Linked DNA regions of Homo sapiens: region 2 is linked to region 1. The links are chromatin contacts, found by Hi-C or POLR2A ChIA-PET in ENCODE. All regions are on one chromosome and are shown on one strand. The core of a region is the stretch at or near the end of the contact, and the rest is flanking DNA. Distances in the headings are between cores, read along the strand shown.

Region 1 (5,516 bases), core at 975-3,474:
ATATTCAAACAAATGAAAAATAATACTTAACGACCCTGAGCAATATTACTACAAGCCAGATAATGGCTAGGAGACTTGTAGAGAATTCAGCAGCTTTTTCTTTTCTTTTACCACCTATGATAGCACATTTTTGCCCCTTGTTTAAATGTTCTTCCTGGCTTTACAGTGATGATCATCAGATTCAAAGTAAAGACCTATAGAAAAACAGAGTTATCAAAAAGTGACATGAGTCACCTCACAGATGGAAAAATGAGTATTTGAGCAGAGTCTAAATGAAGATCTATAGAGTTGCTATGATGGATTCTGTACTATGTGATTCAGTAGCATAAGGCAGTATACACACAGCAGTTAAGAGCTTGGGATTTAGCCAAGAGGACCCGGGTTTGAATCTCATCTCCATTATTTGTGTAGTGGAATTTTTTTTTTTTTTTTTTTTTTTTACCATTTTGAATCTTCATTCCCTCATCTGTAGAACAGAAATAAGTACTTCATAACATTGTAATGAGAAATAAATGAAATAATTTATCTATGGCTCACACCACAATGCTAAAAAAATCATGGTATGATGATTATTATTACAGCGCAAAAACCTGTTTATGGATATTTGGTACTAAAGGTAAATTTCAGAGTAAGACATTTTTCATCATGTCTCCTATAACTTCTACAATTACACGACTCTCTCGTGATCTAATATAATAGCTATGGCATAGCAAGACCACCAATTATCAAAGACAGCTGAAAACCGGACATTAGAATGATTTGCAACAAAATTGTTCACTGCAAAAATTGTTGTTTTGTTTTTAGGGTGGAAGAAACAATTAGCTTTTATTGAGTGTCAAGTTTTGTTTTGTTTTAATATTACCAAGCACTTTCTGTATCTTATCTTAAAACTTCCTTGATGTGGTGCTCATTTTAAAGGTAAGAAAATTGAAGTTCAGGGAAGTCAAGGAACACACAGCTAATATATCATGTAGTTAATTTGTGAATCCCAATCTGTCTCACTTTAATGCCCCTGCTATTTCCAATACATAGGAGGGGCCAGATTTGACTTTCCCTTATCCAGAACTTTCAATCAGTAGTAGAAATTGATAGAAATGGTATTTCAGTCAATATTACACTACAAACATTATGGTGGACTGTGTTTAAGATGCATGTCCTTCAGCTATCACTGTCTATCCTGGAAAAGGGATTAGTGCTGTACCCCTGGATCATCGCTGTTGTCCACATCACAGCTGCTTTGACTTTGTCTTCTAACTGCACCACTCAGAGTTTTAGCCCTTTGAGGAGCTCACTTCTTATGTAAAAAAAAAAAAAAAAAAAAAAAAAAAACTGGAAATGGGAACACAAATAGAACACGTATTTCAAGAGACTTCTCTCAAAGGCACAGAGAACTCAGACACTACACAAATGTTCTCAGGGGAAGAATGGCAGTTACCCTAGAGGTGGGAGCCATCAACTTTCCAGGTGTGTCTATCCTAACACAACTTGGTTAAGGTTGACACATGGAGGCAGGAGGAGGAGTGGAGTGTCAAGGGAGAAGCACAGAAAATAGATGCTTGAATGCTACCCTTTTGTATAGTCATTACTGTCATGATTAAACAGTATCAATGCCTTTACAACACATCTATCACAGAAGAAAACAAAAGTCTCTGGCAACTGTTCCGAGCATCTTTGCTTCATCAAATCTAGTTTCTGTAGAGTTGCAGGAAGGGGTCTAAATAAGAATGTTCACACTGTTGCCTTAACTTTCAGAGCAGTTAAAATCTGCCAGTGCTTTGATGATAGGGCAGAGGGAAATAATTAAGTTCAGACTACCTTTGTATTTCTTACCCTGAAGGTATTCAATGAGTTTAAGCAAACTTCCCTGTTTCCCTTGTGTTTATTCATTCCAGAAGAACTGTTTCTACAAATTATATATAATTACTCACTCCTGGTCAAAGGTGAGAGGGAAATTAGCATCACAATGGCAAGTTTTCTCTCTGGGTGTCGCCAGCTCACTAACTTCCATGGATGATTTGAGTGTGTTAAGCCCCTGCTTACTAGCAGGAAAGTTCAGCAGAGCCCATGAGGACAGCATTAACAATTCCTAATCATAGACAAGCATTTCAGACATTCATTACCACACAAGCCATCAGTGGATTAGATCTAATAAGCCAAATGCTTGCAGACCTCAGCCTGGAGGCTGCTTAGACTACTCAAAGTAATGCAGAATCAAAATTGGCCCGCAGTGCGCTCCGCCTTCTTTTGAAACAACTGCTCTGCTTTTGTTGAAATGGACTGAATGAAACAAGCAGAATGGTCCCTATCTCCTTATAAGGGGGTGTTAGGAACTGAGTTGAACAACAATAGACTGACACATTTGGGGTTTAGTATTCTTTTTGGTTAGAGACCATAGGAAATGATGTAGTGTTTCAACTCAATAAAACATCTTAAAACTGAAAACTGCGTTGTTAGAGGAGGCAGACTTTGCGGGGGTGGAGGGGGGAAGTGGGGGAATAGGGATGATTTCTTCATGATTTAAAAGAAGGAAAATAACTCATCTTTTTCAGTAAGAAGAATTTGCAAAATATTCTTCCAGAAAAAAAATAAAAAACTACACACACACACACACACACACACACACACACACGAATCTCTGAGATAGTTGCCAAGTACTTCTCTGAAACCACGTGAATTTTTCTCTCGTGCATTTGTCAGCCTGACTCCAAACCATTTTATTCTTTCCTCATTTCTCGTCTCTGTTCAGTCTGTTTTTGGTTAGTTGCTTCTTGGCATAGCTTCCGTTGGAGCTGAGAGTGCCTGTTCTTTTTTCTTCTTTTTTTCCTTTTCCTTTTCTTTTCTTTTTAAAAAACTTCTCTTTTGGTGTTCTTTCTTCTGGGCTCTATAGTGACTCTGCAAAAATTACCAAGATCAGAGCAAATAGAGTCTCTGGAGCCCACGCTGTCTGACTCCATCAAACCTGTATACAGCGTAGAAGGAGCCAGGCTCCAAAGAGTGGCACCGAGACATGTTTGGGAATAGAAATGCATGCCGCCTTTGACCACTTCTCTGTGAGAGTCTGCAGCTTTCCCAAAACCTTCTTTGTGAACAGACTTACTCAACACTGCCATGTTGTGTGGAGGACTTCCCTCAGAAGAATCCTTTGAGTTACTTTTTAAGAATTAGTTTTTAGACACCCATAGAATAGAAGTTTCTATATTCATTTATTTACTGAACTATGTTATGTTTTATTGGAACTCTTTTTAACTGGCCTTGTCACAGTATGTTTTGACTTGTGGAAAAACGAAAAGTACAGTCACACTAGCTATGTAACCACATATAGCCCTAAAAAAATGCTTGCTTTTTCTAAATCTAAGCAAACAATTTTGCATCTATACCTTTGTATATATATGGAGTAAGTTTTAAAGGGCATCATGAATATTATTCTGTACTATAAAGTGAAACACACTGTCAGGGTACATCTTTGTCCTCATCCTTCTTGTTTGGGGAACTTGAATGGATTTAAGGTGGTGTTATTATTTTCACTAATGTGTGATTAGACTTCAGAATGACTAACACCAGAAAATACTCATAAGTGTGCTTCAAATTAGCATGTAAGAAAAATAAGGCAAAGTCAATTTCTCTAACAAATTGAGAGTTAGTTAAACTTGAATTAGCCCTGTAGTCTAATAGGACAGTAGAAACTGAACTATTTCTTCCTGTCTAGACCTGCTCAAGTTCATGGACAGTCTGTATTTTTGAAAAACTTACCCGTGCAGCAGGAAGCTCACTCTATCTTCAGGTCACACTTAAAATGAAGAGATTCTTTTCCTGTATCAGAAAATTATTTTCAGAGATGTGAAACACAGGGCTATTTGCTGATGATGTGCATGGGATTTATGAACAAAATCAAAATTCTATAGAATTATGTATAGAGTTTTTAAAAATAGCATGTTAGTTTCAGGAACCAAAAATAAAGAAATTAACACACACAAGTGCAAAGACTGATGTGGGAGAAAATTACCTCAAGATATAAGAAAAGAGATGTGAACTGGAATGACTTGGTTTGGCTACCTGTAAGGAAAAATGTCCAAACTTTCCTGTCTTTAGTTATGCAGCCTGGAGAATGTCATTTCAATCACTTCTGCAGTTGCTCCACTGAGGACTTTTGAAATGCTCCTTGTCTACAGATGACAGGCTCCCTCAGCAGAGAGGGAACAGAGCTTGTGGCTGTATCTACATGATTCCAAACATCTGGATTAAAAACTGAAAACATGAGGCCTGTGCCTCGATGATTTTCAAACACCTTGCTTTTGGCATTGTAAAGGGAAACAATCCAGATAGCTGGCTAGATGTTTCAGTTTTCATTCTGATATTTGTCATTGTGAAATTATAGTCGATGACTAGATAAATGTATGTTCTCTCCACCAAAAGAAGAAAAAAGTTATACATGTATACAATAGCTGGTCCAAGAGAAGTAAATTATAAAAAAAACCTTACAGCTAAATCACGGTGCCATGGTCACCTATGTGTCCTTATACACAAACACATAAACACACACGTATGTACACACATGCTTAAACGCCGACAAAAAAAATCCAGCTAGACCAGACTTCCTTCTCTATTTTCAGTTATTTGATGAGATATTTCAAGTTTACATATTTACAAAGAGAAATCATGTATTTCTGCAGTTTTATTCTCAGAGGAGCTTCAACCAGATAGCGCCTATGAGAATAAAGTGGCAAATACATGATTTCTCTTTGTAAATCAGCAAACCATTTTTCCTTCTATTACTTGTATTGCTGTGGTTTTAGTTATGTGCAGAATATATTTTAAAGGAACTGCTCAAGTTCATAATGCTCTGAATCTCTGTTATCTTAGTGATCATGTGGATGCTGAAATACAGTAAATCAATGTGCAAAAAAAATTCTAGCTTTAGTTTCTAAAATATTCTTAACTTTTTACAGTTAAGTAAAAATACAGATCCAAAAATATGTGATTCATAATCTTAAATTAATGGATCCAAAATCAAGATGATGAGAATATCTTTTGTTTTGGTAGCATGATATATTTGCCAAGTGACTTACCTTGATTTTTATTAATTAGGAAATGGAGAAATGAGGGAATGCATTGAAAGTGAAGAACTACATTACAGTTGACTTTTTAAAAATGGATTTTAATGATTTCTAAAATAAACGGAAAAGGAAATATTTAAACTGTTTGAGAAAAGCTGCTTTCAAGAGGCACATAGTATATACTACGGACTTTTTCCATGAGACCGGCATTCTCAGAAATTCTCCTGGCTATAAGCATATTCATAAAGCTCAGATCAGTAGAGACATATTTGTCACATCCTATCTTGTTATCATCTCAGTCATTCATTTTTCAGCAATAATTCCTCCTCCTATTTCCTCAGTTTTTAAGGGCAACTGCCTCTAGATTATACATATATAAATGGTATTCATTTCCAAGATATTTAATGTCATAAATAACGTCATTTTAAGATTAGAAAGAACTGGCATTTTCAAGACAATGCC
Region 2 (5,516 bases), core at 1,424-3,923, 33 kb after region 1:
GGCCAAAAACAGAATTTGAATTGCAAGCCTACTTAATTGTTGATTGGGCTCTAATGGTCTGTTCACTGTACTACTGCCTATATGAACATGAGCCCTATTCCTAATTACAACCCATTTTTGTTGTTGTTATCTAGATGACATCAAGATGTGTGGGATTAAACAGACAGTGCCATGCATACTGTGTAATGATTGTAGCAAAATGCCATGTTTTCTCAAGACCGTGGAGAGAGAGTGATTTCCTCAGTCAAAATATCAATGGCTAGACTTTCAAGGCTGCTACCATTATACTGTTGTCATTCTGGAAACAACAACAACAACAAAATATCACTCTATTGAGTCAACAGACTGTCTTGAGCTTATCTTCAAACTCATATTATTTTACTCTGTAATTTCAAAATTTTTATTAAGTTTCTCTCTGGGAGAGTTTGAAACATGAGTTTTAAAACAGATTATTATTAACATCAGACTACTGAGTTCACTTATAGGAATATAGAGAAATAACACTACACATTTATATATAATCTGTCTACTTTCAAAGAAAGGATTTGAAGTAGGCTCTTCAGAGTAAATGAGCTAAATACAATCAGCTTTTTCTGTCTGGAAATTCAAGAATCTAACGAGTGCACCCAAAGAATGGCAAACATAGCATTTTCTTCAGGACTGTCACAGTGCCCTGCTTCCAAAGGATACGACACGCAAAGAGTTCACAGCTGTGCTGTCATCGCAAGTTTAAATTTAACACTGGTGATATCATAACCATGGAATATAATTTTTTAAAAATATCACAGCTGAATTTTTAGATTACTTAGTATCATTAAGAAGTGAGCTCCACCAGGCTTGATAGAGACTACTGACATTTAAGAGCATACAATGAAGGAAATTTATTTAAAAATCAGCTGTGTCACATACTGTGTTAAGACTTTCATACCTATGATCTCACTTAGCCTCACAACAACCCCGTGAGCTAAGTAGCATTATTCTTATTCTGTACACTAGCAACTTAAGATTTGAAGAGGTTAAATACCTTCTCCAGGATCACACAGATGGTAAATGACTGAACAAGGAGACTCACCCAAGTCTTCCTGATTCCAAAGCATGTGCTCTTTCCATTACACACGGAATGTTGGGAATTCAGATTATATTTCGTTTTGGCCTAGGTTAGAGACCTGCTCTGGACATTTCTCAGGAGTCAAATAAAATAGAGGCTAATGAAAACAGCAAATTCATCTCCTAACAAAGGCTAACACACCTCAGTAGCAAAGGACAGGGTCTCACTAATGGAATAAAAATTATGACATGACCAAATACTCTGTTCTCAGCCATTCCTTCTCATAGATGCAGTGATCTCTTAAAGTCCACCGCAAGTGTTCCTTCCTATGTCCTTTTTTTAAAAATAAAATTATTTCTCTGGGAGACAGGAAAGAATCATATATGAGATAAATTCACACTCAAGTGCTTAGTGACTAATCTTTCTTTCTAAGAAGAAAGGCAGTCAACACATTTTTGGTGTGTGAAGATGATGTGGCTGAAAGCAGAATGGAAATCTGGAAAGGAAATGAAAGAACACTCTGTCTTTTTCACTTTCTGCTTAGGTCAAGTCCTAGACACAGTACTTGGAAAAAGAAGAGAAAAGGAGATTCTGGTGTTGTTTTTTTCTTGAGTAGTCTGGAAACTTGCAATGGGTCAAATTTGCAGTCATGTTCTTGATTTGAAAGATATCTACCTGAAGATAATCGTAGTTTTAAACATTTTATTTTAAATGTTTTAATTTAAATGTTATTTTAATGTTAAAGCATTGGCATCAAGGTTTTTTCTAAATCCTTTGCTTTTACAATTTTAGTGGTACTATACATGAAAGAAACACTTTGAAAACTTAGGAGATTTCGTCCTTTCATACTTGCGAATTTGACTTTTGAACTATCATTAAGTCTGAAGTCCAAATTATGGAGTTGACTAAGACTGATACTAGATAAAAAAGTGTGCAAAACCATGGGATTAAAAAACCTAGTGAGTTTTTCTGTGTCATTGACGTTCCTGCTTAACTGAGTATTGGAGAGTATTACATAATTAAACATAGGATGTACCACAGATCTTAAAAGTCAATAACAAGATTCCAAGCACTGTCCATAGTTGGTAAAACACAAAGTTCCACTTTAAAACAACATTTTTCAAAGCCTCTCAGAAATTAGTCTGCTCTCAGGAAGTCCTGCCGAGGGCCGTCACAATGAGACAAGCTTATGGAGCTGGCAGCCATCTTGTGCAGTGAGAGACGAAGTGTCTGGCTCTGAGCCAAGGAAAGCCAAAGTGATCAATATTACATCCTGAAAGCACCAATGGATCCTTTGTCCCAGAACTAGCGCTTCTGGGAGATGTGCCAGAAGATTCACATGTGCACATATGTGCACACACAGTAACATGATGATTCAGGAAATTCAGTCATATGGGAAGATCAAAAGCACAGCAGGATATTCCTGTGACTCTGGCATTGGTCAGCAATACTTCAACCTCCACATCCAAATATGAAGGCAGCTTAAAGAGCCTGCAGATGGAAGACAAACAGAAACTTGAAAAAATGTACTAAGACGGCTTATTTTTCTCCTGTTGTCCTTACACCTACCGTGAATACTCTGGTGCCTTGCCAGTCACTCCTGCACCACTTTGAAGTTTGAGTCTGTCCCTGAATCCTACAGAGTGGATGCCAGCCTGGCCTGATCTCACCTCTTTAAGCCTTCTGCCTCCAGCATGCTCACAAGTGTTTGGAACATGTATTGGGGATAGAGGGGAATATGATCCCAGACCCAGGTCCAGAGGGCTACTAGAACATGTCATGTGTCTGGCATTGAACAAGATCACATTGCCAATTTAAAACCATCGAAGTGATCTCAGTTTTCTTGGGAAAGAAAAAAGAAAGACCATGTGCCTGATGAAAGAACAATGAAAATATAACTTACACACATAAATATCATCTGCCTGAAAATCCAGGCCATATTTGGGATCAGAAAAATATATTTTAAGTGGATAGTATTAACAGAAGGGCTTAATCAGGCACTCTTGCTACTGTTGTCTTTATGGATAAATTTTAAGGACAGGTGGAGTCAGGCAGGAAGTAAATATTCAATTTAGAACATTTTCCTACATTTAATATCTGCCTCTCTCATCATGTTTGCAATTTTTACAGTCTTTGTTATGAATAGCTTCTCATCACATTTCTAAGAGGGAGATCATCATAATTACAACCTTATGTTATGGCAGAGCAGAAAGAAGTGACTTGGCAAAGGTCATGTGGCAATACAATGTCCTAGACAGGAAGGGAACTGATATATCTGGAAACTATTGTGAGTTGTGCATTCCAGTGTGCATGGCAGAAAGCAAGGCTCAAGTTGCTGCAGCCAAAGCTTAGAGCTTTTTCTGAAGCATGAGTGCTTGGTATAGGTATCACCAAAAAGAAAAAGAAATTAAACTTTAGTAGTATTAACTTGAGCAAAATCCCACTGGAGAAATTTCCAAATTACTGTTACTATTATGGGTATTAGGAGTAAGACAGAGAAAGGATAAACTGCCCTTTAATAATAGAATATTTGATTTGGCATTTAAATGGTTACAAAATCTACTCTTTGGCAACAATTTACCCTGTGCAAAAGTGTTATATTAATTCAGGTAAGGATGGTACCTCCTTCATGAGACTCTCCAGGGGTTCTCTGTGTTCTTGTATGGTCCACGTGGCTATATAATCAGCCAACACATATCCTAGGATGCTGCTTTGCAGTAGGAATTAGATGCTTAAATAATTTTAGAAATGAAATATCATGAAGTCTATAATTTCTACACAATGAATGAGTCATTTGCAGATCCTTATAGTTATTCTTTTCCCACCAAAAAGTTCAAGAATAAAAATCCCCTATCTCCCACCATAACATCAACAAGAATAAGATTGAAAACTCAGAAGAGAGAAACAAAGAGATTCATAGTTAGTATTTTTTCAGAAAATACATGTTTCCCAGTAAGCAAATCTCCTTATAAATATAATTGATTAAAAATGAAAAAAAAAACTCTGAATTTACTGTATGAACTTTGGAATATTTAAAATGGAGAAACCAAGAATTTTCTGTAATCAGTATTAAAATTCTGACATATAGAAGTAAAAATTTAAATAACAAGGTATAGGACAAGACTTTTATTTGATACAGGAAAGGTCTTACTGGAGGAGAATATGACCCAAACTGGATAAGGACAGACACATCTTCCTTGGCCAGATCTGACAAGTGGCTTTTCCCAGTTGTCTCACAAAAAAGAATTACATATTAATAACCCATATGCTTTATGTTTCTAATATTTAAAAAAGAGGTGATTGTAAAATATTTCAAACAACAGAAAATAGTACACTATCACCAGCCATATTTTACATGGTTTAGTATCTTATCATATTCGCTTTAGATCTAATTTTTTGTTGCTGGGCGCGGTGGCTCACACCTGTAATCCCAGCACTTTGGGAGGCCAAGGCAGGCGGATCACTTGATGTCAGGAGTTTGAGACCAGCCTGGCCAACATGGTGAAACCCCATCTCCACTAAAAACACAAAAATTAGCGGGGCCTGGTGGCAGGCGCCTGTAATCCCAGCTACTTGGGAGGCTGAAGCAGGAGAATCGCTTGAACCTGGAGTGTGGAGGTTGCAGTGAGCCAAGATCACACCACTGCCCTTCAGCCTAGGTGGCAGAGTGAAACTCCATCTGACACACACACAAAAAAAGACCTTCTTTGTAAGAAAGAAGACATAGCAGATATATTAATATTTGAAGGGTACAATAGAAGACAATCCTCTCCTGCAATTCCATTTCCTTTTTTCTCTCCATGTTAGTACCTGAAATTGGTGTGTATTTTGTTGTTGTTTTTATACCTTACTACCTGTAGATGTATCAGCAATCATTATGTAGTATCGTTTGCACATTTTAAAATTTTACTTAGATAATATTATGTTGTTTTACATTTTTGTATGATTTTACCCTACCATAGTTATTAACATTTATCCAAGATAGTATATACATATATATATATCTTCTAATTATTGTAACCACTAAAACTAGTCTACATATGTATATGTGTGGGATGCCATTTAATGATAGTTCACTATTATTACTTTTCATTGTTGTACTTTTTATTTTGCATTTCCTTGATTATAGGGAGATTGATTTCCTTTACTGTGATTTCTCTTTTCATATCTTTTGCCCATTTTTCCCACTGGATTGTTTGACTTTGTGAAATTAATTTCTAGCAGTTTATAATATATTCTAAATGTCATTTCTTTGACAATTATATGCCTTGCAAATAACTTCTCTCTACTATGTCTCTTTAATGATTTATAGACTGCTGTATATAATGGCACATCTCACCTCAATTCCTTAAATCAGCCTCATCCACTATACATAGTTGATGCCAAAAAGGAAATATTACAGCAACTTCACTGTGCTTTTCTATCAACCTCATTCTTGTTCAACTTCAGTTATACCTTGCTTCTAGCC

Evidence for each region. Hi-C counts contacts between places; a loop is a spot of excess contacts on that map. ChIA-PET counts read pairs that join two places held with the same protein, here RNA polymerase II (POLR2A). Pooled maps may share reads with other maps.
Region 2: a pooled map shows a loop between it and region 1 (2.1-fold over the local background). The contact joins two enhancer-like sites. A Hi-C loop is called at or near these places in 2 of 50 pooled maps. POLR2A ChIA-PET finds 5 or more read pairs at or near these places in 3 of 52 experiments (CD4-positive, alpha-beta T cell, GM12878 and HEK293T).

What each region holds. Positions count from the first base shown.
Region 1 is chr1:170,584,427-170,589,942 of GRCh38, forward strand. No RefSeq gene overlaps it. Among named protein-coding and RNA genes, the nearest start is that of GORAB-AS1, 55 kb to the left of the region's middle. Within about 2 kb of position 2,225, at least 8 of the 41 ENCODE cell types and tissues checked have a DNase peak (open chromatin) inside an H3K27ac peak, as active enhancers do.
Region 2 is chr1:170,617,083-170,622,598 of GRCh38, forward strand. No RefSeq gene overlaps it. Among named protein-coding and RNA genes, the nearest start is that of PRRX1, 44 kb to the right of the region's middle. RefSeq lists an enhancer at 1,819-3,018. Within about 2 kb of position 2,674, at least 4 of the 41 ENCODE cell types and tissues checked have a DNase peak (open chromatin) inside an H3K27ac peak, as active enhancers do.